Linked DNA regions of Homo sapiens: all the other regions are linked to region 2. The links are chromatin loops, found by intact Hi-C in ENCODE. Cell type or tissue: mammary epithelial cell. All regions are shown on one strand. Region 1 has its middle 12 kb from the start of OR1J1. Region 2 overlaps RABGAP1 (RAB GTPase activating protein 1). Region 3 holds the start of ZBTB6 (zinc finger and BTB domain containing 6). Region 4 has its middle 6.1 kb from the start of CRB2. Region 5 holds the start of RC3H2 (ring finger and CCCH-type domains 2). Region 6 holds the start of ZBTB26 (zinc finger and BTB domain containing 26). Region 7 overlaps RC3H2 (ring finger and CCCH-type domains 2).

Region 1 (4,000 bases), 530 kb before region 2:
CTCCCTTGATGTGGTGCTCTCTCCTTTCCCCCTGAGATAGAGCCTCCTGAGAGCCAAACTGCAGTGACTGTTGTTTCTCTTCTCAATCTAGCCACCCAGTGAAGCTACTGGGCTCTGGGCTGGTATAGGGGAGTGTCTGCAGAATCCTGTGATGTGATCCCTCTTCAGGTCTCTCCGCCACAGATAACCAGCACCTGCTCCAATGGAGGTAGCAGGGGAGTGAAGTGGACTCTGTGAGGGTCCTTGGTTGTATTTTTGTTAAGTGTGCTGGTTTTGTGTGGACCTCCAGCCAGGAGGTGGCGCTTTCAAGAGCACATGAGCTACATTAGCACATCAGCACATCAGTATAGGGAAGATTAGGCAGGGGGTGGGGCCATAGGGCTCTCAAGGGATTATGTCCTTTGTCTTTGGCTACCAGGTCAGCTAGAGAAAGACCATCAGGTAGGGGCAGGGTTAGGCATGTCTGAGCTCAGGCTCGCCTTTGGTGAGGCTTGCTGTGGCTGCTGTGGGGGCTGGGAGTGTGGTTCCCAGGCCAATGGAGTTATGTTCCCAGGGGAATTATGGTTGCTTCTGCTGTGTCACACAGGTCACTAGGGAAGTGGGGGAAAGCCGGCAGTCACAGGTCTCACCCAGATCCCATGCAGCCCACAGCCTGAAAGGCTGGTCTCACTCCCAAGGTGCTCCCCCGCCCCCACCGCCCGCCAGCAGCAGCGAGTTTATTTCTAGGTAGCCGGTGAGCAGGGCTGAGAATGTTCTGCAGGCTCCAAGCCTCTCAGCTGAGAAAGCAAGCAAACTCACAGTTCCTCAGTTGTCCCACAGAGCCTGCAGCAGCAATCCACCTCCCTCAAAGGGTCTGTGGATTCTTTCAGCTTTCCTGGTATGTTCTTGTGGCAGTTCTTAGAGCAAAAGTTCATGGTGTGTGTCTACACATGCCACTCTGTCCGACCTAGTGGGGGCTGCAAGTTAGTTTTGCCTCCTATCCGCCATTTTCCCTCTATTGGAAGTACACTTGAAGTGAGAGTACCTTTGGAAAAGATTGGTGACTCTTGGAACTGGGTGAGGAACTGGGTAGGTAACCACAATTGAGCCCTTGGCAATCTAAGCTTCCATGGATCATCTTTCTTCTGCCCAGGTAAATCATCTCTCAGATTGCGTTCCCTCCCTTTGGTAGCAGCTCCCTATTGACTTATTCAGGATCTGATTGGGTTAAGATGCCTTGCATCCTTTTTGGGACTATATAAGACTTTTTGTCTTTTTTGGAAAGTTATTTCTTTTAGAAAGACAGTTTGTCTTTCTGGTCCTGGTAAGTGCACTTTTGGTTTCAGTTTTGTTCTGACTTGTTTGTGTATGCTTATACTTTCATTTGCTGCTTGATTCTTTTCTTCCTCTATTTCTAAACATCTTTTGAAAGAAAAATTTACTTTCTCAAAAGGTAGGCACGAGTTGGCCGTTTAAAAGCCATTAGGGCAATTGCCACCATTCTATGAGGGATGTCAGTATCCGAAGAAAAAAAATCTCTTGTCAGGATAAACTAGTGCACAAACAGCCAAATTACCACTAGGGGGCCTGCCAGTCTCAAGAAAAATTTTGCGCGTCTGGGGAAAACTTGCTCATGGGACAGGCAATGAGAGTGCAGATTGCTTGCCAAGTAAAACAAAAATCCGGTGCCAGGCACACTGTAAAACAAAACACCAGTCCAAACGCCTATCATTCCCTGACAGGGCTCTGCTCTTCGGGCTTTTCTTTTGCTCTCAAGAGATTAATAAGCAGAATGGGATCCCAAAATCCTAAAGCACGTAATTATAATCCTCCTGGGACCCCTGCAGGCTCTATGTTTTAAAAATTATGGTCCTTTGTCTTGTGTACAATTTTAAATCAATAGCTATAGCACACCCAAACTAATTTGGATCCTCAATGGTCATACTGGGGGGCATTTGAGCTCCCCAAACTTGTTTTGTTAGAACAAAATTAGAAGACTGTGGTCCTAATATTAAGCAATCTGAATGGGAAACATACTTTAATTGGTATCTCAAAGCTTCTAAGTACATTCAGGATTCTACAATTGCCTCCTTATGAGATACCATGTCAAAATTAACTGAGACAAACAAATAGTTAAGGAAGGACAAGGCTTGAGGATCCCAGACTTGTTCCTCGTTGGAGGAGACCTCCTCTTCTCTTTCCCCTGTTCCTTCTCTCTATTTCTTCTTTGAGTGAATTACCTTTCCCTCTGGATTCCTCAGCTCCCACTACCCCTGAACCTGGTCCTGTTAAAACCTGTCCCTTGAAAGTTAAATTCACTGATGATTCCTCTAAATCCTAAATTTCTTTTGTTCCTTGGAGCAAGGCTGAACTTTAAGCCATTGCCGCAGAATTCCCAAAGGTCATGGAGACCTTTCAAATTTGCTGATAAAATTAACACAGTATTATAATTTCGACTTATCATCCAGGTTTTTCTTACCTGTGCCAGTTGGTTCATATACTTTTTGTGAAGGCCAGGCCCAATATTGAATGGCCCAGGCTCCTTGATGTGACCCTGAGAGGGCTTTAGGCAAGAATACCCCAAAAGACTATGACAGAGCCTGAAGCACAGTGAGCAAGCAAGCAGACAAACAAACAAAAACAACAAAACTTCATGAGGCTATTCTTGAGGCTTTTCCTGAAACCTGAGATGAATAAAATCCAAGACTGTACCCAAAACCTAATGAACCAGATTACGACTATTACAGTTGGCTCCGGGTTGTATTTGTAGAAAATTCTGGATTACCTATGGATGCCGAATCTACTCAAGTAGGCTGTAATTCTAAGTTTGCAAATGGCCTTTCTCAAGAACTTTCTCAGCTTGTCAAAAGAGTACACATGGAATGGAAAACTATGTCCACTTCTGATTTGGTTAATCTGGCAAATCACCTTGCCTGCACCCCTGAGGACAGTACTAAAAACCACTAACATTCGTAATGTTACAATTACAGCAAACTGAGGCTCCCAGACATAACACTAGGCAGAGACTCCCTGGGCTGTGCCAACGTTCCAGATGGCTGGAAGAGAGATTGCTGCAAGAGAAAGGGGGAATTTCATTCCCAACTCCCCCATCTCTTCTCCCATCTGAGACCACTTTCAGTGAAGGGGCTCCAAGGACTTATGGGGGATTTTCCCACTTCTCCCACTTAATTTTCTGAGTGAAATGATCCTTCAAATTAGGAGTGTTTTTTTTTTGGCGGGGGACAGAGTTTCTCTCTTATCTCCCAGGCTGGAGTGCAGTGGTGCGATCTCGGCACACAGCAACCTCTGCCTCCTGGGTTCAAGCGATTCTCCTGGCTCAGCCTCCTGAGTAGCTGGGATTACAGGTGCCCACGACCATGCCCAGCTAATTTTTTTGTATTTTTAGTAGAGACGGGGTTTCACCTTGTTGGGCTTCAAACAACTGGTCTCGAACTCCAGACCTCATAAGCCACCTGCCTTGGCCTCCCAAAGTGCTGGGATTACAGGCATGAGCCACCACATCCGGCTGGGAGTGTGGTCTTAACTGTGCTCATTGATGCCACAGCAATATTTTTCATCCTTAATCCCCCTAGCCTCAGTCAGCCCCTGCCTCAGAGTAATAAAAAGATTACAAATGGTGAGTTTCCAAAAAGCCACTGACTACTTTTGTTTCACAGCCCATTTCTTTCCATCTTGGTCTTCTCTCCAAGACACCCACACCTTTTGCTTGTTAATTCTGCCCCGCTCCACCACCTTGGATGTGATTTTTTTGAAAAATACCATGCTAAAATTTCTTTTTCCCAAGAGGGGGAAATAATTTTAGAATTTGATAAACTAAACTGTCCTCACTCAACAGACTCCCCCAATTCTGTCATTTGTTATGTCATTCCCTGTTCAGAAAACAAAAATAATGTCACTCATTTAGTGCTGAATCAAATACCTGTCTCTTTAAAGGCAAAATCATTCACTGATATTTTCAAAATTCATAGTGTACCTCTTATTAAAATCCAGATTAACCTAT
Region 2 (4,000 bases):
AACAAATTAGGTAATTTACCAAAAGAAATAAGTGGGATAAAGATAATTATTGCCCTCCAAAGTAGGTAATCTTCCAGCCTTAATAAAGGTATTTTATATCTTTTGATAACAGCCCATTTCCTAACATGTCTGGTTGTAGGTAAGCCGGATACTTTACAGTTTTGCCACTGCCTTCCGCCGTTCTGCCAAGCAGACCCCACTTTCAGCCACTGCTGCACCCCAGACTCCTGACAGTGACATCTTTACCTTCTCTGTGTCTTTAGAAATAAAAGAAGATGATGGTAAAGGTTATTTTAGGTAGGGAATCTTATTTTATTCATGTATTAACATGCTGTGGTTCAGGGGAAATTCTAGGTCAGATTATAACTTTCATACCATAAAATGATGGCTTTTAAAGGGAGGGCTTTTAAAAAAAATCTGGATGATAAAGGCATATAAATACATAAATTTAACAGAGGCAAAGTTTGAAGAATTTTAAAGCAATTAAAAAAATTGTCATATTGGGAACATGTTGCTACCTTCTTTTAGTCAGATACCAAGTGGCTAACTGCTCACAAAAATATGGCCAAACCGCCAGGCGCTGTGGCTCACACCTGTAATCCCAGCTCTTTGGGTGGCTGAGGCGGACGGATCACCTGAGGTCGGGAGTTCGAGATGAGCCTGACCAACATGGAGAAACCTTGTCTCTACTAAAAATACAAAATTAGCCGGGCGTGGTGGTGGGTGCCTGTAATCCCAGCTACTTGGGAGGCTGAGGCAGGAGAATCGCTTGAACCCGGCAGGCAGAGGTTGCAGTGAGCCGAGATCCTGCCACTGCACTCCAGCCTGGGCAACGAGAACGAAACTCCGTCTCAAAAAAAAAAAAAAAAAAAAAAAAAAAATATATATATATATATATATATATATATATATATATATATGGCCAAAGCTTAGTCAGCTGGATTTGTAGCTATATTTGTTTTGCTGATTGTATTTGCTTGTTTTAGTTGGTTGATTTACTTATATTAATAATCTAAAAATCTTAAGCCTTTTCAAGTCAAGTTTTCCCAGTAAAGTTATCTGCATACATTGGAAGGGGAGAAATAAGGTCTGTGTCTGAAGTCTAATCTTTTGTAGGGTTAGAAGTGACTGATTTTAATTTTTAAATATAATGATAATCCTTTGAGTGGTGGAAAGAACCATGGAATAGAAGTCAAAACTTAGCTTTAGTTTAATTATTGTTACTATTAACAGTGTCCCCATTTCCAAGTTTCTTTACATCTGTCAGTAGTTTCCTCATTTATTAAATGAGGTGGCTAGACTCTAAAACCCTTTCTCACTTTAAAATTTTATGGTTGCAAGATGACTTGATGTTTTTAAAATTACAGCCCATGTCCCAAAATGATTGTATTATAATCAGTAATTGCATGTAGAAGTCTGTTTCCTCCATGACTACCTCATTAAATTGGTAAAATGAAGTTATATAAAAATATGAATATTTCTAATATTTTGCTTTTAAATTAAGCACAGTGATTGGTTTATTAGATTATTAGAAAAACTGATAATTTTTAGTCTTTCTTCAGACTTTGGAATTGTCATGCCATCTGGTGGCCAATTTAGTGTACAGTGCAGCTTAAACTTTGAGGAGTAAAGTATGACTCATTGTGCTCTATGCTTTCTAATTAGATAGATTTCTATTCTCTCTCTCTCTTTTTTTTTTTTTTTTGAGATACGCCTCACGCTGTTGCTCAGGCTTGAATGCAATGGTACAAACATGACTCACTGCAGCCTCAGCCTTCTGGTCTCAAGCAGTCCTCCCACCTCGCCCTCCTGAGTAGCTGGGACCACGGATGCATGCCACTATGTCTGGCTAATTTTTTTTTAAGTTTTTCTAGAGATGGGGTCTTGCCACATTGCCCAGGTTGGTCTTGAACTCGTGGTCTCAAGTGATAGTCTCAGCTTGTCAAAGTGTTGGGATTACAGGCATGAGCCAACCATTCCTGACTATTTCTATTCTCAAAGCAATGCTGTGAGGTAGTCCTTCCTGCAATGTACCTTCCTGCCCTGCAAAGTGAAAATTATAATCTGTATAATTTTAAGTAGTTTTTTACCTTGTTAAGCAACCTTTAAACTAAATATATTTTCTTTCTTTTTTTTTTGAGACAGAGCCTTGCTCTGTCACCAAGGCTGGAATGTAGTGGCACGATCACGGTTCACCGCAACCTCTGTCTCCCAGGTTCAAGCAATTCTCATGCCTCAGCCTCCTGAGTAGCTGGGATTACAAGCATCTGCCACCATACCGGGCTAATTTTTTCTATTTTTCAGTAGAGACAGGGTTTCGCCGTGTTGGCCAGGCTGGTCTCAAACTCCCGGCCTCAAGTGATCCATTTACCTGGGCCTCCCAGAGTGCTGGGATTATAGGCATGATTCACCATGCCTGGCCTTTTTTTCTTTATTGAAAATATTTATGTAGTTTTGGTCTGTAAATTCTAATTATTAAATAGGAAAGATTAAGATCCCTCAGAAGTATCAGTATAACTTCCCTTCCTTCTGAAATCAGGCATATTCAAGGTAGAATGATCATAAACATCTCTGTTCTATTTGTTAATACTGACAAAGTGCTATTACAGAAAATCCCTGGATGGTCAGATTTGCTTTTCACATTTGTTAGGACTTTGTTCTCCTTTTGCTACATGGCTTTGCTGAATTTCTGGTTTATAATAAATACTGTTATGTTAACTTAAATATATTATTTAAGTATAATGATCAATATACCTAAATATATTAGGTTAATATATATTATTTAGGTATAATAATAATTATATATTATACATATAAATTATGTAATAGTTATATACCTATTATTATATAAAACCTATTATATACTTACTATTATACCTAAATATTTATTTTATCTAAATATTATACCTAAATAATTATTATACCAAAATAATTATTATACCTAAATATATTAGGTTAACACAACAGTACTTTAGATGTATGAAATCCTAGCAAAATATACCTTGGTTTGTCAGATTTAAACTTGTCAAAGGTAGTTCCTCTTATCCAGTAATTCTGTAATATGTATGGAAATTTATCTGCAGAAATAATCATTGAGGTTTTCAAAGAATTATTATTATGAATGTTCTCCAACATACTGTGTATAATATTAATAGCAAATTTTAAAAGTAGAAATTAAGTGTTGAATAGAGTACTAAAACATGTTGGTTTATGGATATTACTTATCCCCTGTCCAACTCATATTTGTGTATAACACAAGATTTACTGTGGTTTTACTTTAACATAAATATAGACAAAGTATGATGAGAATAATTAATGCTCTTCTCATTTCTGAAAAAGTATAATTTTTAAATTATTATTATTATTATTTTGAGACGGAGTTTTTCCTCTTGTCACTCAGGCTGGAGTGCAATGGCGTGATCTTGGCTCATTGCAACCTCCTTCTCCCGGGTTCAAGTGATTCTACTGCTTCAACCTCCCGAGTAGCTGGAATTATAGGTGCCCACCGCCACGCCTGGCTACTTTTTGTACTTTTAGTAGAGACGGGGTTTCACCATGTTGGCCAGGCTGGTCTCGAACTCCTGACCTCAGGTGATCCACCTGCCTCAGCCTCCCAAATTGCTGGGATTACAGGCGTGAGCCACCATGCCTGGCCAATTTTTAAATTATTATGATTAGAAACCTGCTTCTCCATTTTGCCCATGGGAAAACTGAGCATTTGTTTGTTTGTTGTTGAGACAGGGTCTCACACTTTTTTTTCTTTTTGAGACGGAGTCTCGCTCTGTCACCCACGCTGGCGTACAGTGGCGCAGTCTCGGCTCACTGCAACCTCTGCCTCCCAGGTTCAAGTGATTCTCCTGCCTCAGCCTCCTAAGTAGCTGGGATTACAGACATGTGCTGCCACGCCCGGCTAATTTTTGTATTTTCAATAGAGACAGGGTTTTACCATGTTGGCCAGGCTGGTCTCAAACTCCTGACCTCAAATGATCCACCTGCCTCG
Region 3 (4,000 bases), 80 kb before region 2:
TCCCTGGTAAAGGTAGAATTTCTCATTTTTCACAGCTTCATGCCAATGGTATAATTTTACTGGCCACAAAATTATTAAATCCGATTGTATTAAATAAAATCAAGAAACTCGGGCCCAATGAACCATTTCTTAAGTATGTATACTAATAAGGCATGGAAATAAAAGTATTTTAAGGATTATTAACCCTGTATAAAAAAATTCTGCTATTCCCAAGTGAATCTGAATTGTTACTTTATACATTTTAAAATGAAAAGTATCTTGGTGTTTAGTTTGGAATCCAAGAACAGCTGGTAAAAAGTTAAAAAAAAATTTTTTTAGTGCCATCTGTTCTAAAGTGACTAGAAACAGGTAATAGTGTTTTTACCTTTATTTTCTCTTCTTGTTATCCTAATTCATTAAAGTTTTTATATGATTGGATTTTATACTTAAATCAATTACCTAGAGACTCCAAATCGGAATCTGCAAATACTGCTGGATCCTTTGTCACTAGAATCAAGAATATATAAGAGAGGAACACTATTTCTCTAGGGATACTACTGAGACTTATATGTAAGGTATGAGATGAGACAGAATCCCATCAGCTTTACTGTGCCTCCCATAACTTTGGAACTGTTAGAAGTTCAGAAAGAATGATTATGTGTAAGCCGACAAAATATAAGAAACAAAGATTGGGGGGATGAAATATTACAAATGCTGCATCTCTACAGAAAGACTTGCGTAATAGAATAATACAAACTTTATATAACAAGTCTGTGATTATAATTATAGTAGACTTTGCCTTTTGAGATCAGGCCTAGATAGTTTTTCACCACTGCTTCTGCCATGGACAGAGGTTAAGTGCTTTTTGAGAGCAGACTTGTGCTTGAAATCCATATCACAACAGTGGCATTTGTATGGCCGATCCCCACTGTGTATGTTCAAGTGGTCCTGAAGTGTGCTTTTGGCAGTAAATGTCTTCAAGCACACAGTACACTGAAAGGGCCGTATGCCCATGTGTCCTCGGATGTGTCGGTTGAGATTTTTCTTCTGTGTAAATGTTTTTCCGCACTGTAAGCATAAGAATAGTTTATGCATTTTAAGGTGGCGCAGATAGTTTTCAACATGAAGAAAGCCTCGAGGACACCTGGGGCACTGGTGCCTCAGTGAATAACCTTCCTCCAGATTCTGAATCTCACTCACTGTACCATAACTTCCTTCAGTATTCTCACAAAATAAGCCCTGATCTTGATTCCCAGGAACTTCAGCCACTCTGCTCTCAACTGTAGAATTGATCAATGAATGCTGTGTTTCAGAGAAATACATGCTTGCTTTTGAAGAGGTACAAGGCTGTGAAAACTGCCCATTTTCGACACCAGCTGTACTGATGGATTCTACATGAAGGATACAAATTTCATTGTCTTTAAAACCTATGTCTACTGTAGACAGCTCTGGTGACTTCATTTCCTTTCTCTCTGATGTCAGACTCTCTACTGTAGACTGCAAAGCATTGCTTTCCTCTTCTTTAACATGGAAATCTATGTTTACAGGACTATCTTCTGAAATTTCAATTATCTCACAGTCTTTATCAGAATTTTCATCTTCATTCTTAACATCAGGATCAGAAGACTGACACAGGTCAGTGTGTTGGTTGTTGTTTTTCATAGAAAGATCAATTTCCAGATACTTTGACAAAGCTTCTGTGCACTTTTCCACAATGTGAACCATCTGAAGGTAACTGGCAGCAGTCAAGTATTTCAAAAGCTCTTTCCTTTTAACTTCAAGTGCTCCAGTATAGCAAGACAGTAACAATTTTCTGCCAACTTCTGCACTCTGTAAGATGGTGATTCTGACATGTTTTGACTGTGTGAGTAAAAACTGATCTCTCATAAAAGTGGAGCAAGCAGCCAAAATCACCTTGTGCCCCTGGAACTCAGTGTCATTAATGTAAATTGATACATCACAAAATAAATTCTGCTGTCTCAAAAGATTCATTTTCTGCAAGACCACATCTCCTTGCTGTTCAAACTGGAAATGCAGAACATCAGACTCAGCAGCCATGATCACAATCTAAGCAAAATAAAACACAAACATTGATGTAATAAGGATAGGGAATGCTTTCCCATGCTGTAATGGTGAAAACAAACGAAAAACCCCAAACCTGAATTAGGAAGAAGAAGACTCAAAGTCTAATGTAGGTGTTATGAACCTTTATGCCACCATCTCAAAACGAGAACTTTATAATGCACTTCTCTATGATCTCATAGCACATTTTTCATAACTTTGTTACAACATTCATTACAATGAATTGTAGTGAACAGTTTCTAGCTTGTTTCTTTTGCTAAATGTTGTGTGCCTTGTGGTCAAGAACAATCTATCAATTTTGAATATCCAATATAAGCACTGTGACCACCAAAAAGTTGATTTAACATAATATATCCAATTAGCAACTTTAACGTAATCTCCAAACTTCCTACTCCCCACCACTACAACAGGTCCTCCTTCCGGTTCACCTGGACAACTGCAATGTCTTCCAACAGGTCTTCTTTATACCACACTCTTCTGTATGCCAGATTACCCGCCTGAGTGCCACCAGGATTAACAACCCTTATTTTATTTTATTTTTAATTTCCCTTTTCTGCTTTAAATCTTCTATCGTTCTTCTCTACCTCCGGGACAGTCCAGATTTCTTAGGAAAGAATACGAGACCCATCACGATTTGGCTCTAACCCATCTTTATGGCTTTATCACCTTCTATTCTCTTTTTCATACTCGAACCTCGTTCAATACTAAATTTTTCCATCATTACCCAGACAAAAAGACACGAATACACATTTCTTACATTCGCGTTTCCAGTTCCTTTTTTCAGCTAGTGATTAGGCTCCTTTAAGCCCAAATCAAGTAAAACTAATATGACTCCACCTCCCGTTTCAACCAGAGAGAGTCAGCTGCTCTCTGAGCACCGCGAGATGGTGCCTGATGCATCTGTGTTCCTGCACCGAGCTCAGGGGCCCACACAGAGCAGGAGGAGCTCAGGGAACATCTGCTGAACTGAAACCGGATGCCAGGTTCAGCACACAGGTATTCTGGAGGCAACCCTGCGAAGGGCCAAGGCCCTGTCGGCCCAGTGGTTGCAGCACAAGATTAGCCACTCCGGGGCCGAGCCCAGCTGTCCTCCTCCTCCTCCTCCTCTTCCTCAGGCACCCTCCACCTGAGGAATCTACTTTGCACTCACTCACCGACTCAGAAAACTAGAGTCAAGGATTCCGCGGCAGCGTCTGCCCAAGCCGGAAGATGGACTTAGCCTGGAAGAAAACACATCCGGTGCCAACCAGCTTTATTCTTTACTGGGGCCCTCTAGGCGCCCCGGAAGGACATTCTGAGACGGTCTTCCTTCCTCACTTCCCCCCTCTTGGAATGACAGAAAGGCTCCTGAATGCCGGCAAGCCCCATCTCTCTTGTCCCAGTTTCGGCACTCGAGCCGTTTTCCCCCACCATCCCTTTTTTTTTTTAAGACGGAGTTTCGCTCTTGTTGCCCAGGCTGGAGTGCAATGGCGCGATTTCGGCTCACTGCAACCTTCGCCTCCCGGGTTCAAGCGACTCTCGCTCCGCAGCCTCCCAAGTAGCTGAGATTACAGGCGCCCGCCACCACGCCCGGCTCATTTTTGTATTTTTAGTAGAGACGGGGTTTCACCATGTTGGCTAGGCTGGTATCGAACTCCTGACCTCAGGAGATCCGCCCGCCTCGGCCTCCCTAAATGCTGGGATTACCGGGTTGAGCCACCGCGCCCAGCCGAGCCATTTCCTTTTGTGAGTCCTCCTGAACATCCGAATTGGAGACGGGGTTTGAGGTTCGGTTACGGCACGTCTGTCAGAGTAACCAGACCTTTTATGGATTATTCTGGGACGATTCCTCTCCTTATTGGGGCCACCTACAACTTGAAAGGTGGCAGAGCAGAAACTATCATAAAGATCCGTATTCGAGATTGCCTAGATAATGCCCCATCAGGAGATGGCCCCAACC
Region 4 (4,000 bases), 360 kb after region 2:
GAAGGCAGCTTCCGGGGAGCTCTGCCACGTCGCGGGCATGTCTCCTTGCAGGTTGTAAAATCCTTTTGGCAGGATTTGGGCTTGGGCTTGCTCTTTCCATCAGATTTAATAGGAAAAGGGTTTCCTGTTTCGGTGTCTCCGTTTGTTATTCATTTCTTGTTTTCATAAAATGTTAAAAGACTGTGCCATTTAGACAAGTAGAGATGCCAGTCACTTTCCCTAAAATTGTCATCCTGTCACTCCCTGCTCTGCAGCTGGGGTGATCCTTCCCAAATGCCAAGCTGCCATGACACTGCCCTGCGGAGATTCTTCCCAGGATCCCCTCCTCTCTGGTGGCCGTGGACTCCCAGTGGCCCCCTCCTCTCCAGCTGCCTCCCTGCTCTCTGCACCGCAGCCTTGCCACCCTCTGTCCCCTTCTATCCGTGTCTCTGCCAGCCTCCCCTGCCTCCAGCCTCTGTCCAGGGATATTCCCTTGTCCTGGAATGCTGCTCTCCTGACTCCCATCTCTCCCCTCATTTCCTCTGGCTAACTCCTCTCCATCCTTCCCCCTCTGGATGCTCTGAGGAGGATCAGGTCTGACTGTGAGCTCCCCAAGGACGGGCAATCTGGTTCTCCCTAGTAATCTCAGCACCTACCATGTTGCCCAGCACACAGGAGGTGTTTAATAAACACTTGGCGAGTGAATTAATGCATTATGAATGAATGGATGATGTCCTGTCCAGCTTTAGCTTCAGTGGCCGGAAGACCCGAACCCAGGGTGAGGACTCAGATGGCATCTCCATCAGAAGCAACTGCCTCCAGCTTCAAACTGTCCTGAGCCCTGACCCTGGGCTGACTGAGCCCTGATCCTGGACTCAGACTAAGCCCTGACTTCAGCTGCAGACTGAGTCCTGACCTGAGACATTTAGCTTTGACTCCAGACACAGACCGAGTTTAACCCCTTCCATGAAATCATTGCTGGGGAGAGTCCTGGGCTGGGAGTTAGAGGTCTCAGTTTGAGCCTTAGCTCTGCCACGGTTCTCTGGGTGACCCCAGAAGGTCCTATCCCCCTGTACCTCAGCATCACAGCAAAATAGGTGCATCTCCAGAAAGTACAGAACACCATTGAAATATGGCAGCCAGTCCGAGGGTGGTGGCCCCTTCCTGTAATCCCAACACTGGGAGGCCAAGGTAGGAGGATCACTTGAATCCAGGGGTTTGAGACTGACCTGGACAACACAGCAAGACCCCATCTCTAAAAAAATAAAAATGAAAAAATTAGCTGGGCATGGTGGCACACACCTGTAGTCCCAACTGCCTGGGAGGCTGAGGCAGGAGGATCCCTTGAGCCTGGGAAGTTGAACCTGCAGTGAGCCAAGATCATGCCACCGCATTCCAGCTTGGGTGGCAGCAGAGACCCTGTTTCTAAATAAAAGAAAAATAAATTTTAAAAAATGTGGCAGCCATTCACGCTCGGGCCCCACCCACGAAGCTGCTGTTAATCCCAACCCCAGAACATTCCTGCGGGGTAAAGGTGTCCCAGGATTCTGGGGCGGGGGGTGGCTCACGGGAATCCCCCCTTACCTCGGTTTTTGTAGGAAGGCTCAGGAAGGGGTTTGGAAGGGCTGCTGTGCTCTTTCCGCTCAAGAGTCCATTCCATCCCACCTGGGGTGCTCTGTCCATGCGACCTTGGGTGAGTCACTCCCCTTCTCCCGTAGGGGCAGGGGGCGGGAACAGGGTTAGAAGGGCCCAGCCTGGCTGTACTTGTCTGCAGTTCCTAAAGTCTGCCTCCGCCTGCTCCCGCCTCAAAAAGACCCCTCTCCACTGCCAATTCGGTGCCTGAAGGAGGAGGTGGCCCAGAGACAGTGAGGCCACTGGACTTGGGCGAGGCTCCGATAGGACCCCCAGGACCTACATCTGAACGGTGAGCTGGGTTCTATCCCCCTCCCAGAGCGGGTGGAAGCTAAGCTGGTTGGAGAGGGGAGCCTGGGCCTATCCTGGAGCTCCCTCTAGTGTCTGAAAAGGGGCCTACAGTCTAACCTTCATCCAGGGGAGGACTGGGGGTTGTTTGTCCTGGCCACCCTCCCCAAGCTGTTTTGCCAGCCCCCAGTCTCTACCCTCACTCCTGGGGGTTCACCAAGCTGAGATCCTGGGGATACACTAGGGCTATTTCCCTTGTTTCAACCCCAGCGGACACCAAATTCTATTGTTCCTGATGCCCAAATGCCCACTCCTGCTCTCTGTGACTCCACCCAACCCCGTCCTGATTCAAGCTTCGTGGCCTTTCCCTGGGTGATTTCAACGCATGCACTCCTTCAGTGCAGCTTTCACTCTTCCCAGAGGGAACTCTGCCACATGCAAACCTGGCCACGTCGTTCCCCTTCTTTCACCTCTTCTATGGCTCCCCAGTGCCCTCAGGACACAGTCCAAATCCTTAGCACCTTACAAAGACTGTGCCATCTGTCCTCTGCCGACCCACCAGCCTCACTTCTAATCATTGCCATTTTGCATCCTGACCCCGGGTAATAATGACCTGTCTGCAGTTCCTGAAGGTACAATGCCCTCTCTCACACCTGACCTTGGACCATCCTTGGTTTTCAGCCAGGTATGCCTTCTGCCTCTTCTCCACTTGGAAACTCCTGTTCTTACTCCATGGTGGTACCTCCCCTGGGGAATTGCCCTTTTGCAGCTGGCCTTCTCTTGGGCTTCCCACTGGGCTCTAAGCCAGCCCCTCTCTGCCTTGTCCTTGAGTCTGTTCCTCTAGACATGAGCTCCCCAGTGGTGAGGGCTGAGTGAGTCTCATCTGTGTATTCATCATCCTACCACATGCCTGCCTTAGGATGGGTACGGATGCCTACACTGGTGAGGAGAACAGGGCAGGATCAGTGCTGGGGGCCTTACGGGAAGCCCAGGGGTCTGTCGGAGCCTAGAAGAGGCCCCGACGAAGCCTGGGGGTTGGGGGAGGAGCAGAGAAGTCTTCTCTGAGGAGATGATGCCAGAGTTGGAGTCTTCAAGGATCAGTGCAGTGTCAAGAGGCACTCAGTCAGGTGGGGGCGGGGTGGGCATTCCAGGGAGCAGACCCTGGCATCAAAGACTTGTGGGCAAAACCTGGCCACTGGCCCAGGGGTGTGTGTGCATGTGTGTGTGTATGTGTGAGAGAGAGAGAGAGAGATTTTAGTAGGGGCAGAGGGAGAGACGCTGAACGGTAGAGAGGTGGGCAGAGGAGCTGGGGGCTGAGGATATTGATCTGTGTTTGTGCCAGGGACTGAGTTATGAAGCGTTCTGGGCATGAGTCTCAGGAATTTAGACTTGGCCTTCGTGCAACTGGGGGTCACCAGGCAAGAGACACAGTTGAGATTTGAAAAAAATCCCTCTGGCAATTGGTGTAGAACCCAGGGGCCTCCTGGGCATCGTTTTGGGCATTTGTGGGGTGCTTTCAGTTATCATGATGACTGGGGGGTACTACTGTGAGTTAGTGGATGGGGCCTGGGATGCCAAACACCCTGTGATGTTGGGAACAGTCCACATCATGAAGGGTTGGCCCATGTGCCATTTGATTTTGCATTTCCCACCAGGCACGCGTGCAGAGGGAAAACACCTGTCTGTAATTGTCTAAGATTAGAGCACATGTCTGGCTTGCATAGAAACGGAGAGCATCTTTGCGTGGTTTTTAGCGAAGACTGATTTGCCAGAACTATGCCTTCCATGCACATTTTAGGAAGATTGCGCCTTATCTTGTTTGGAGCCTTACCCAGATTCGCCACCATTTTGAAAAACTACATACTTCATGGCAGATCTTCTCATGGGATTTGAGCGGCCAACGGGACCTTCCCCACATTGGTGTGCATCTGTGGCTGTCACCTTCAGTGGAGTTCTGTGTAGGCACACACTTCTCATTGCTTTATTGTGTCTGCTAGCATAGTGTACTCAACAGGAGCATTTACAATTTGAAATAATGGATCACCTTAAATTACCTTCGTTATGTATTCTTTTTTTTTTTTTTTTCTGAGACAGAGTCTCA
Region 5 (4,000 bases), 87 kb before region 2:
CACCTAAAGCACATCTCAATTCACAGAAGCCACATTTCAAATCTTCAACTGTCACATGTGGCCACTGGCTAGTACTGGACAGTGCAACTCTAGAATATTTAAATTATAAAGTAATACTTAGAACTTTTATCAGGAAATTGAGGTAAAACTCACACTTACACTTAAAGCTTTAGTAAAATTAGAGACGCTGATCATAACATTCATGAGACTGGATGCAAAACATGAACTTATTTTTAATTTTCAGCTAGCTTTATTTTACCCATGCTTCCTTTTTCCATCACTAAAAAGTGAAACTTCAACACGGTACAAACTAAACAGTAAGTAGTTACTAAAACCTTGTTATGAAGTTTTTTTTAGCGTTCTTAGCTATTGCAAACAATGTAGAAGTTCAACTTTTGAATATAAAATCCTGAGTGTAAAGAAGAATGCTTTGCCAAAATGCAAATTTTTGGTTTTTTCAAAGTGGAAGACAGCAAATTACAAAAGCAGAGTATGATTTAACAAAAATATATGAACAAAGGACGTAAGTCTTCTTACATGTCAGGTTACCACAACAGAAATAACAGATCAGGGGTAACTCAAAGGATCCACTAATGAACACGAGTGTAATTAAATCCTCATAGAACAAGTGCCTGTTTGAATTATAACATCTGCTTTTTCTAAACGTAACTAGAATATGTTTCACATTCTGTCCTCCTAGCAATTTTCCAAACTCTAAAATTTTGAAAACATTAATCTCCAAATCAACGAAAATGTCAATATTGAAAAGCAGTCTTTAACAGGATGTAACGACCTCTATTTCTTCAAAAATTGAACGTGGAAGTAAACAACGTAAGAAAGGCATGTGAAGCTACAACAGTGGTATAGCTTTTTAGACAGCTAAAAGGTTTTTTAAAAAGGAGAATCTATTAATATTCTTAATATCGTAAAAAGCTTTTAACTAAGTTTGTATGTTTAACCATTAAAAGGCTGCACTGGCTAACATTTGTTTCTTTGCTTTTGAGTGACTTTATACCACTGTGGTATAGCAACGTTAGCTTTCTCAGGTTAACCAAAAGTTCCTACTGGAACTTAAAAGTTTGGCCAATACAAAATTGGAAAAAAGATTACTTAAAGCACTTTATTTGGGATACAAACTCACCCACCCACAATGGGTAGGGGGAGAGTAGAAATGAAAAAAAGGAAGGCCGTGGGTAAGGGGAGAGGAGGAATTAAAAAGGGAACCCAAGGGTTATGAAAATATAAATAAATCACTGGATTAGATTTACTTTATGCCAGTGATTACTTGAGTCAATTTTGGTGTGAAGGATTTATCTGCCGGTATCTTAAACGGCTGCCTTGGGATTTGAAGGATGGAAATGACAGCTACCCTCATCTTCTCCCATCCTGAAAGCTAAGGATAGAAAAAAGTACAGCTGCTTCTCTGGGAAACAAAGATGCTTTCTACCATTCTTCTAAGATGGTGGAAGAGTCTCCTCAAGAGGCTACACCAAAAAGGAAAAATGAGAGAGGGAAAGAAGAAAGCCATAGCAGAATTTCCTGGCTGTGTTTCATGCCATTGCTCCTAGCCACAACCCCTGTGCAACCACTCAGGTCCGGCCGTCCCCATCCTGGGAGGTTAAGCCCTCCCAGGGCATTGTTTGGCCGGGGTTCCTATTTACCACTCAGATCGCCTCCACCACCCTCTACGCTAGGGTCTCGGGAAGCCCCAGGGCAGAAAGCTGAAAAGCTAGGAGAAGACTTGGTTTCGAGGACCTCTTCCAAACCCCCTTACTAACTGGTGTAGAAAAGGGAGAGTGAAGCCGGGCCTTTGCTTGGGTGGGTTCGTTAGGGGTCAGAGGCGTCCGCTCGGCCAGTGTCGAAGGAAGGTGGCCATTTGAGCCGGTCGCTCCGCATCGAAAAAGCCCTACCAGAGAGAGGGGCCTCCGCAGGGCCCGGGTTCCATCCGAGTGTCAGGTGCGGCCCTCAGTTCCCAACCCTCGAGGCACCAGGGGCGACAGCGCACAGGCCCCAGGGCTGAGACTGGTCTCCCGCCCGACCGCCGGGGACCAGGCACCCGGGCTGGGGCCCGAGCCGCATCGTGCCCGCCCCCGCCCTACCTGAGGGGGCCCGGGCGGGGTCGCTAAGGGCCGCTCCCGGGAGCCCCGCGACGGCGCGGCTTGGCGACGGAGGCGCCTCGTCTCGCCGGGGCAGAGCTCGGCGGAGGTTTCACGACCTCAAACTCCATCGGGAGCTACAGGGACAGCCCCGTTGGCGGCGGCGAAGGCCGCGACGGGGCCTCCTCCTCCTCCCTCCACCTCCGCCTCCTCCTCCTCCTCCTCCTCACCACGGAGGCGGACCTGGAGGGATCCCGATCTAGCTCTCGCGAGAAGTTACTCCCCACTTAACGCGAGATTACGCAAGCCCGGGAGTCGGGAGTTGGAAGGAAAGCGTAGTAGCCCCAGCCACCCAAACTGCGAATCAACTTCCCTCTGCCTCAGCGGATCCACCCCGATCACGTGACAAGGGAGCCCCGGAGCACTGTGGGAGGTACTGTGAGAAGGACTAGGCAAGCCGAAGGGATTGATGGGAAATTCCCTGCACATTCATCTGCGCCTTGAGCCGGCTTCCTAGACGCTGGTTTGAGCGAGTGTCTTAACTCCCTTCGTGAAAAGCGTGGAATCCATTGAGCAGAATCTGATACATCTGTGTCACATTCTTCTTCACACTCCTGTGATGACATGCCGACAGGATCCCTCAATCCCTTTACAAAGATGTCAAGTAATCTCCCCATTACAAAAACAAGAAGAAAACATGTATTTGGCAGGCACTTCCACATCTCACTTCTTTATTAAAGAGAAAACTCTGTTTCTAGACAAAGAGTCCAAAGTGGGGGGGGGAGGGGGGGAAGAAAGCTCTGAGCTCCTCAAAAGCTGGCAAAAATAAAAAATTTAAGCACAAATTCTGGCATCATATCTCAAATATTTGTTGAAGCTTTTTACACAGCGAACTAAGGTAAGAATTATTCTTACAGTTTATAATTTATAGATGAAACAGACTTGGAATAGGGATATCAGAATTAACATTTATAAACTACTTAGTATGTGTCAGGCAGGTCCTGTGTTAGGTGATATTTAATTTTAAATATTTTAGTTTTATTTACATTTCATTTAATTAGCAAAGTGATCCTAGAAGACAGATACAATGTACCCCTTGTTACTGATGAGAAACTAAAGAATGTAGGCTAGAAAATGACCATGACGCCGGGCGCGGTGGCTGATGCCTGTAATACCAGCACTTTGGGAGGCCGAAGCGGGTGGACCGCCAGGTCAGAAGTTAGAGACCAGTCTGGCCAACATAGTGAAACCCTGGCTCTACTAAAAATACAAAAATTAGCCGGGTGTGGTGGCGGGCACCTGTAATCCCAGCTACTCGGGGGGCTGAGGCAGGAGAATCACTTGAACCCGGGAGACGGAGGTTGCAGTGAGCCGAGACCGCGCCATTGCACTACAGCCAGGCGGGGGGGCAGTGCCAGACTCCGTCTCAACAAAAAAAAGAAGAAAAAAAATGACCATGACTTGTAATTAAACTCAAGGCACTTTCCAATGTGAAATCAGATGCCCAACAACAAAAATATCGAAGTAAACCTACGATAAATTAGAATATGGAAAGGTTGCTTCTACAGTTTTAACAAAATATATAGTTATTACCTATTATATTTGTCTGAATGACAGGCAAAAATCAGTGTTTTTGAAAAAAGATTCATTGGCCACATCGAAGACGTTTCTTCCACACATTATCTTTTTCGTTCTCTTCTCTTTATGAAACATATGCCAGGCCTAGAGAACTGTTAACAACCAATAATTGTTTCAGTAATTTCAACTGGACAGTGATAGGTAATTTACATGTACATATTTGTTTTCCACCCTACTGTGTATATATATATATACACACATATATACATATATGCACATATATACATATATACATACATATAAATATATATACACATATATAGATA
Region 6 (4,000 bases), 60 kb before region 2:
TGAAATGCTTTAAATGTGTCCTATCCTTATTCCCATTTAACACCAAACCAGCTGAGGTACCTAATATTTCATAGAGTATCACCTCATCACTGTACTAAATTGCTTTTTAAAAGGTCACTAATGACCTCTTCATAAAGAAATGCAATACTCTCCCCTCCCCCAAGTCTCCAGATGCTCTGCATGAATTGATCCAGTGGTCTCTCCTCGAAATTCCCTTCTCTTGATTTCTGGGTCTTCTTGCTTGCTGTAACCCTGCACTCCTACACTTTATTGCCTACTGCTGACTACTACTAGCTCCAATTCCTCTTTCTGCTTCATAAATGCAAGCATTACCCTCCCCCCCCAAATTTCCTTATTTTTCAAAATTCTCTTCCTGATGCCAGCTATTGCCATGGTTTCCACTTCTATGCTGATAACTCAAACTTTTACCTCTAGCTACAATGTTTAGGCTGAGCTAAAGATTTGCATTTCCAACTCCATGCTGGACAGCTCTATGTGTCTGTCTCATTAGACCTTTAATTCAACATGTCCAAAAAATGAATTCATAATCTACACTAAGCTTATGGCTTTATTTCTGATAATGGCATTACCATCCTTCAGCTCAGAGGTCTAAAACCTAAGAATTAGATTTGGTCCCTCACACTTCTTCAGCATTCAGTTAATTATGGAGTCTTGACATAATCATCTCCAGTATATTTGTCTCCTTACCAATGACACCATTATAACTTATTTCAGGAATTTTTTGCCTCTCACTAGGCTGATCCCATTACCCCTTCAAAAGAATCTCCGATAAGCGTTCCTAACTTTTAGCTAAATGTCTAAATGCAGTTAATAGAAAGTCCCTTCTCTATGGGCTTTCTACAGAACAAAATGATTTCCTGCAGTGCAAATCTGACCATATCAATATTCTGTTCCGAACTCTTCAAAAAACTACCCATCTCCTTTAGGATTACACCATTCACCATCTGGACCTCGGTCGACTTTCCCAGTCTCATATCCATTCTGTGCATAGGAGTCCCCCCATTTCCTCCTCTTCCCACACAAGTTATGCTCAGTCATTTCTCCACAGTATTGCAACTGTCTTCCCTGAAAAACTCTTCAACACTTTACTCTCTCCAAGTACAATTCAGACATCACTTTCTTTCTAAAGCCTTCTCAGCAACGGCCCCTTGAGCAATTAACACATATGTGACTGATACATACATACATATATATACACATAGGAGTACTTATTTGTTCAGATCTGGCTCCCAAACTTAATCCCGAAAACTGGAACAATATCTTGCCAATCTCCAGTGTCTGGTATAGCGCCAGTAATATAAAAGGTGCTGCGACCAGTGGCCAAATAGGGGAAAACCCCAGCAAAAGGGTAACCTAGCACTCACAGTGGTTCTCAAAGACTGGCACTGAATGCCTGGTCTTGGGCTGGCTCCCGAGGCTCGTTTTCTTAGGGCCTCACCTCTGGCACTTCTTATAAGATGCCAGAGTCAGGCCCCCAAGCCAACTGCTGGGCCCTCAGCTGGGGTCCTATGAGGCGGTCCCAGGGGCATCCTCAGGCTCCCCACTCCAGTCACAGGGAAGGGAAAGGGGCGGGGCGCAGCGTGGGCCGGGCCAAGGGCTCCTCAAGTCCCCAGGGGCCTAGGCCAGCCTCTCGGCTCCCATCCCAGTGCAGGTCCCGGTTGATCCAGGGCCCCAGGGGGGTTCCATTTTGAGACACCCCGCACCCCAGCCCGCCGCTCCGGCCGTCTCCGCACTTACAGACCCGGGGGAAGGCCGCCGTCAGGATCCGGCACCGCCAGGAGCTCCGGCCCCTCGGGGCTCCGGGAAGGGGGAGGGGCAAGGAACCCGAGCCAAAGGGGGACCCAACGGAACCGGAAGGGCAGCCCTGGCCGGACAAAGACAACTTCCAGGTCCCATGGTCCTCTCCGCCAATCGGAAGGCTCGGAGGACAACAGGGGCCCCGAGAGGGAATTTCTGCGTTGTGGGCGGGGCGCAGACGGAGGGCACCGTACTCTGGGCACTAGCTTCACTGCCTACTACCCCGAGGTGCCTTAGCTCGTAAGCGTCTGTGGCTCAGGCCCTGTGCGCCTCGCAGGGACCCGCTGCTCGGGACCCCCGTCTCAGCGGCTCTTCTGTAGCTGGGCCTAGACGGTCCGCTGCCTCCTTGGGCCTGAAGGGCTCCTCTGCACTTAAACTTTGGTAAGTCTTTTTAGCCTAGGGGTGTAGACTCGTCGCGCGGGAGCCCGAAGAGCAGAAAGCTCTCCCCTCACTTTTGGATGTGTTTTTCAGGGTTCTTGCCTTGGAGTTCTTCCTAGGGCAAACTCTTGCACTCCCATGGCTTCCGTTACCTACTTCATGCTGACCATTCACAACCCAGGCAGCTACATGGACGAGATCTCCAGCTGTCCTGATGTGAAAGTACCTTTTAATGATCTCAAGTTCATCTCATCTCCTATCCAGACCGGAAAACTTGAGGATCCTTCTAGAGTTCTTTTCCTTGCCAATCCAGTTTACTGGTTTTTGACCATTCTTTTCGTTTTTGGTGGTGGTGAGGGGCTTTTTATTGAGGTAAAACATGCGTAATGTTTATTACTTTAATCATTTGTAAGTGTAAAACTTGATGGTCTTGAACTCTGGAGTTAAAGTGATCCACCCTCCTCAGCCTCCCAAAGTGCTGGGATTACATGTGTGAGCCACTGCTCCCAGCCTTTCCCTCTTTTTAATGTAGTTATTTACAACTATACATTTCACTTTGATCACTGTTTTCACTACAGCTCATAAGTTTTTGTATGTTGTGTTATTTTCATTCATTTCTAAGTATTTTCTAATTTCCCTTTTGATTTCTTCTTCTTTTTTTTTCTTTTTTTTGAGATGGAGTTTCGCTCTTGTTGCCCAGGCTGGAGTGCAATGGTGTGATCTCGGCTCACCGCAACCTCCGCCTCCTGGGTTCAAGCGGTTCTCCTGCCTCCGTCTCTAAAGTAGCTGGGATTACAGGCATGCGCCACCACACCGGGCTAATTTGATATTTAGAGATATGGAGACGTGGTTTCTCCGTGTTGGTCAGGCTGGTGTCGAACTCCCGACCTCAGGTGATCCACCCGCCTTGGCCTCCCAAAGTGCTGGGATTACAGGTGTGAGCCACCGTGCCTGACCTTGATTTCTTCTTTGACCCAGTTGTTAAGAGTGTTGTTTAACTTTCAGATATTTGTGACTTTTCCAGTTTTCCTTCTGTTATTAATTTATAACTTCATCTGTGTGGTCCGAGAAGATACTTTGTATGATATCTATCTTGTAAAATATTATGAAACTTGAATTGTGGCATACAGTCTGGTGAATACCTCATGTGCTTTAGAGAAGAATGTGTATTCTGCTCTTGCTGGGTGGAATGTTCTGTATATGTCTTTTAAGTATAGCTGGTTTATTATGATGCTTAGTTCCTCTATTTCCTCACTTATCTTCTATCTGATTCTTCTCCCCGTTACTGAAAATGGGGTATTGTAGTCTCCCACTATTATTGTAGAACTGTTTATTTCTCCTTTTAATTCTGTCCATTTTTGCTTCATGTATTTTGAGAGTCTGTTCCTAGCGAGGTAAATGCCTATAATTTTTATATAATCTTGTTGTAATGAGCCTTTTATTAATATATAATGTCTTTGTCTCTTATAACCTTTTCAAATTTTAAAATCTATTTTGTCTAATGGTAGTATAACTACATCAGCTCTTTTTCAGTAACTATTTGCATGTTATATCTTTTTTCATTAAATTATTATTATTATTATTATTATTATTATTTGCGAGGGAGTCTCACTGTGTCACCCAGGCTGGAGTGCAGTGGTGCCATCTCAGCTCACTGCCACCTTCGCCTCCCGGGTTCAAGTGATTCTCCTGCCTCAGCTCTGGAGTAGCTGGGATTATGGGCGCCTGCCACCATGCCCAGCTACTTTTTGTAAATTATTATTATTTTCTGTGACAGAGTCTTGCTCTGTCGCCCAGGCTGAAG
Region 7 (4,000 bases), 93 kb before region 2:
TGCTGCAAAAGTAATTGCAGTTTTTGCCATTAAAGCCACATAAGATGGCTGGGTGCAGTGGCTCACACCTGTAGTCCTAGCACCCTGGGAGGCTGAGGTGGGCGGATCACCTGACGTCAGGAGCTCCAGACCAGCCTGGCCAACATAGTGAAACCCCGTCTCTACTAAAAATACAAAAAAAATTAGCTGGGTATGGTGATGTGGGCCTATAGTCCCAGCTACTTGGGAGGCTGAAGCAGGAGAATCGCTTGAACCCAGGAGGTGGAGGTTGCAGTGAGCCCAGATCACGCCACTGCACACCAGCCTGGGTGACAGAGTGAGACTCTGTCTAAAAAAAAAAAAAAAAAAAAAAAAAAGGCCACATAAGATACACTAACACTAACGATAGCTGATGAGCTAAAAACATAAACATAAATCACAAAAAAAATCTCACAATGTTTTAAGGAAGTTTATGAATTTGTGTTGGGCCGCATTCAAAGATGTCCTGGGCCACATGTAGCCTGCAGGCTGGACAAGCCGTTAAAATAATGGCAAAAATAGTGATTATTTTTGCACCAACCTATAGTAAAATCTTGAATGCTTACCTGGGCTCCAACTAACTGGAGAAGTGCGAAGTTGACAGGAAGTACATCAATATCTGTGTTGATGGCAGTCTGGTCAAAAGGACAAGCTTTTCGATGAAGTTTATTCAAGCAGGTCTTGCAAACAGTGTGTGAACAACCTAAACTGATGGGTTTGTGCACATTCTCATCAAATTCATTATAGCAGATTGGACAGGACAGAAATTCTGTCCATTGAGCTGCCTGCACAGGCATTGTGGAAGCTGGATGCTCGGGTTAGCAGTCTAGCAGATCATTATTTTGCTGTGTAGTGTTTTGTAAGCTAGAAATGGACAAAAGTATGAATTAACCACATATTCATCATTCACCTTTGAAGAGTTAATTGCTTAAGTCAACTATTACAGCTTCAGACCTAAAATACTTCTAAATAATTTTATAACCTTTGGATGTCTTTTTTAAAAAACCTATTTGCTGAATTAATTACATTTCTGAAATTCTGCCTGGAAACAATACCTTAATAGTGTTCCTTTCAACTAAACTGTATTTATATTGGTTGCTCACATAATAAACATCAAAGCTTTTATGTATTTTTCTCAACGACCACATCAAACAAGCAAATTAACTTTCCATATTCCATTTTTAGGAACACAAATTACTTTGGACTGCTGGGCGGTTTTTTTGTTTTGTTGTTTAAAAAAGTGTTTCCCTTGGATAACCAGTACCCCAAAACATAATAAAGTATGGCCAGGAGTTAATGAACTTTGGAAACTACTGATCCAAACAATATTGTAGAGACTCAAGTGTGAAGAAAACAGCTTTGCCACCTGAAAGAGGAAATCTCTGACAAGACTTGGCTAGGAAGCAAAATGAGGCACTGAAAATCAACATATAAGAGAAGACTGTGATGACTGAGAGATGATTAAGAGAGCTGTTTGTTCATAAATGAAAGACTAATGCTGACCACAACATACAGTGCCAAAGTAAAACAAAAAAATTGTCTTAAATATCTTGTATTGTTCAATACAATACTTCTGATAAAACTACATTATTTAGCGATTGATATATATAACCAAAAACTGTAAAGTCCAATGAGGAAGACACAGAAGAATAAAACATTATTCTAAAAAGTTATATATGCATGATTAAAAACTGAAAAGGCACATAGAAAAAAACAGTGAGAGAATTTTTCTTATTTCTGAGATCAAAATGTTCCTGCTGGGCGTGGTGGCTCACACCTATAATCCCAGCACTTTGAGAGGCCGAGGTGGGAGGATCACCTGAGGTCAGGAGCTTGAGAACAGCCTGACCAACATGGATAAACCCTGTCTCTACTAAAAATACAAAATTAGCCAGACGTGGTGGCACATGCCTGTAATTCCAGCTACTAGGGAGGCTGAGGCAGGAGAATCACTTGAATGTGGAAGGCGGAGATTGCAGTGAGCCGAGATCACGTCATCGCACTCCAGCCTGGACAAAAAGAGCGAAACTTAATCTCAAAAAAAAAAAAAAAAGTTCCATAAGTTTAGTAAAGTAAAAGATTTAGTAGCAAAACGATACTAATTTGAACACACTAAACTTCCCAGAATTTCTTTATCTTCCAATTCAAGACTTAACATAAGTCTGACAAAAGCTCTCTGGTGAACAAGAAATCTAGGTATTTAGGGCAATCAAACAACTAATACTTTATTTCACAGGAATGTTTACCAACCCAAATATATTAGTTCCACAGAAATTAGATGTTTAAAAATGTAGTCACATTCAAAGAGAAAAAATATATAACAGAAAGTATTCTCAATTATGCCAACATACAAAAAAATTCTATTAGCCTTTATTGTGTTTTTTTTTTTTTTTTTTTTTTTTTTTTCAGAGACAGAGTCTCCCTCTGTCGCCCAGACTGGAGTGCAATGGTGTGATCTTGGCTCACTGCAACCTCTGCCTCCCAGGTTCAAGTGATTCTCCCGCCTTGGCCTCCCAAGTAACTGGGACGGCACCCACCATCATGCCTGGCTAATTTTTGTAGAGACAGGGTTTCTCCATGTTGGCCAGGCTGGTCTTGAACTCCTGACCTCAGGTGATCTGCCCACCTCAGCCTCCCAAAGTGCTGGGATTGCAGGCGTGAGCCACCGCGCCCGGCCCTGCGCTTTTATATTCACAAAAACAGAGATTAAAAAAAATCTTGGTAAAAATGAATTACAGGGCTTGCTATGTAAAAAGCACCCCTATACAAACTTTCTCAAACAGCTCTAATGCAAATTATCTAATATCGTTATCTTTAAAGTAACCAAATCTTCCAAGTTATAATTTTACAACTTTCATCCTCAAATTACCACATCTATTAATGCCATCAATCTAAAAACCAATTAGTTTCCTTCCAACTTTAGAGATAAGCACTGAGCAGATGAATATATCACTCCCTAAAACTACTGAACATTTTTAACATCCAGTTTTCTGGTTTGCAGAGTTATACAAGAAAAGGCCTTTGAGGAAGAATGAATTTCATCTTAAATCTACTGAAAGCCCTAATATAGTTAATAACTTGAACTGATTAAATATTTATGAAAACAGGACACTGCGTGTAGTTTTTCATAATGGCCACCTGTTTGGAAATGTTAATTCTGTGGGTTAGGGTATCACAGGCCACCTGGTAGTACAAAATAAGAGCAAATACCTTTTCCTTAGTTTTCCAAAGCCTTTCTGAAATGCTTTATATTAAAGCACATAAGTGTGGGGCTTGGGGTGGGGGAGTTTCAACCATACAGAAAAATGCTATCTTTCATATTGTCACCTACTACACAGTTTTAAACTGTTTCAAACTATACCAGAGCACACTTAATAGTTTTATGTTACAATAGTCCTTAGTATAGTTTTATGTTACAATAGTCCTTAGTGTGTTTCAGCATAGAAACATCAGAGGTTTTAACATAATTAATACTGAGAAGTTTAATTTCTACCACAAATTGAATTAATACCTTTAAGATATAAAGGTAAAACACTGCCAAAATTTTGGCAATAACTCTACCAAATTTTCTTCTCTGTGTCAGAGTCTAGCTTTCTGACAGTAAATTATCAACTAAACTTCCCTTATACGATCAGATGTAAGAAACGCTTTGATTTTCCAAATATGTTTTTCTTCAGTAATATTATCAGTAAATCCTAGATTCCTTAATTAAGATAAATCAATATAAAATTTTACCTAAAACATAGAAGAAACTTCATTCCTTCAAAACAGGCACTTTGTAAACATTTACCTAGAAAATATTTTTGTAACTACCAAAAATGGTAAATATCCTATAGTTTTTATAATTTAAAGAGCATATAAATGAACCATGGAGCACTAAGACTACATATTAATTTGCAAAACTTCTAGACCTATACTAATACATTTTATGCAACTTATTTGAGTCTATGTAAGTCTAAATTGCTATGAATATTTATAGTTA

Evidence for each region. Hi-C counts contacts between places; a loop is a spot of excess contacts. Peaks named below come from ENCODE experiments on the same cell type or tissue, not always from the same donor. Only the 100,000 strongest peaks of a DNase experiment are listed, where the experiment ranks them.
Region 1: a loop joins it to region 2, with 13 times the contacts of the local background. A loop is called at or near these places in 31 of 110 quality-filtered maps.
Region 3: a loop joins it to region 2, with 8 times the contacts of the local background. A loop is called at or near these places in 43 of 110 quality-filtered maps.
Region 4: it touches region 2 in a loop (13-fold over the local background); 19 of 110 quality-filtered maps call a loop at or near these places.
Region 5: a loop joins it to region 2, with 6 times the contacts of the local background. A loop is called at or near these places in 44 of 110 quality-filtered maps.
Region 6: it touches region 2 in a loop (4-fold over the local background); 27 of 110 quality-filtered maps call a loop at or near these places.
Region 7: a loop joins it to region 2, with 10 times the contacts of the local background. A loop is called at or near these places in 39 of 110 quality-filtered maps.

The regions. Positions count from the first base shown.
Region 1 is chr9:122,463,618-122,467,617 of GRCh38, forward strand. It overlaps a transcript of OR1J2 not described here. Among named protein-coding and RNA genes, the nearest start is that of OR1J1, 12 kb to the right of the region's middle. RefSeq lists an enhancer at 133-634 and a silencer at 1,626-1,675. In mammary epithelial cell, CTCF peaks have their summits at 294 (motif pointing right) and 1,567 (motif pointing right); a DNase peak (open chromatin) is centred at 1,604; H3K4me3 peaks cover 1,388 bases.
Region 2 is chr9:122,989,917-122,993,916 of GRCh38, forward strand. It overlaps RABGAP1 (RAB GTPase activating protein 1), which reads left to right. Exons shown (of 26, transcript NM_012197.4): 6 at 140-297. Among named protein-coding and RNA genes, the nearest start is that of GPR21, 42 kb to the right of the region's middle. In mammary epithelial cell, a CTCF peak has its summit at 1,589 (motif pointing left); a DNase peak (open chromatin) is centred at 1,705; H3K27ac peaks cover 317 bases.
Region 3 is chr9:122,910,036-122,914,035 of GRCh38, forward strand. It overlaps ZBTB6 (zinc finger and BTB domain containing 6), which reads right to left and starts at 3,288. Exons shown (of 2, transcript NM_006626.6): 1 at 3,216-3,288; 2 at 1-2,046. The coding sequence starts at 2,037. The coding sequence ends at 763. RefSeq lists enhancers at 3,003-3,112, 3,123-3,352. In mammary epithelial cell, a CTCF peak has its summit at 2,469; DNase peaks (open chromatin) are centred at 3,046 and 3,306; H3K4me3 peaks cover 1,883 bases; H3K27ac peaks cover 2,500 bases.
Region 4 is chr9:123,348,057-123,352,056 of GRCh38, forward strand. No RefSeq gene overlaps it. Among named protein-coding and RNA genes, the nearest start is that of CRB2, 6.1 kb to the right of the region's middle. RefSeq lists enhancers at 1,170-1,671, 1,672-2,171. In mammary epithelial cell, a CTCF peak has its summit at 1,987 (motif pointing left); no DNase peak of the experiment used is centred here.
Region 5 is chr9:122,903,011-122,907,010 of GRCh38, forward strand. It overlaps RC3H2 (ring finger and CCCH-type domains 2), which reads right to left and starts at 2,349. Exons shown (of 21, transcript NM_001100588.3): 1 at 2,100-2,349. RefSeq lists a silencer at 1,804-2,453. In mammary epithelial cell, no CTCF peak of the experiment used is centred here; a DNase peak (open chromatin) is centred at 2,441; H3K4me3 peaks cover 2,626 bases; H3K27ac peaks cover 3,066 bases.
Region 6 is chr9:122,929,679-122,933,678 of GRCh38, forward strand. ZBTB26 (zinc finger and BTB domain containing 26) reads right to left here and starts at 1,834. Exons shown (of 2, transcript NM_020924.4): 1 at 1,759-1,834. It also overlaps a transcript of RABGAP1 not described here. RefSeq lists a silencer at 1,606-1,945. In mammary epithelial cell, no CTCF peak of the experiment used is centred here; a DNase peak (open chromatin) is centred at 1,943; H3K4me3 peaks cover 2,436 bases; H3K27ac peaks cover 1,954 bases.
Region 7 is chr9:122,896,695-122,900,694 of GRCh38, forward strand. It overlaps RC3H2 (ring finger and CCCH-type domains 2), which reads right to left. Exons shown (of 21, transcript NM_001100588.3): 2 at 585-882. The coding sequence starts at 815. Among named protein-coding and RNA genes, the nearest start is that of RC3H2, 6.7 kb to the right of the region's middle. In mammary epithelial cell, no CTCF peak of the experiment used is centred here; no DNase peak of the experiment used is centred here; H3K27ac peaks cover 535 bases.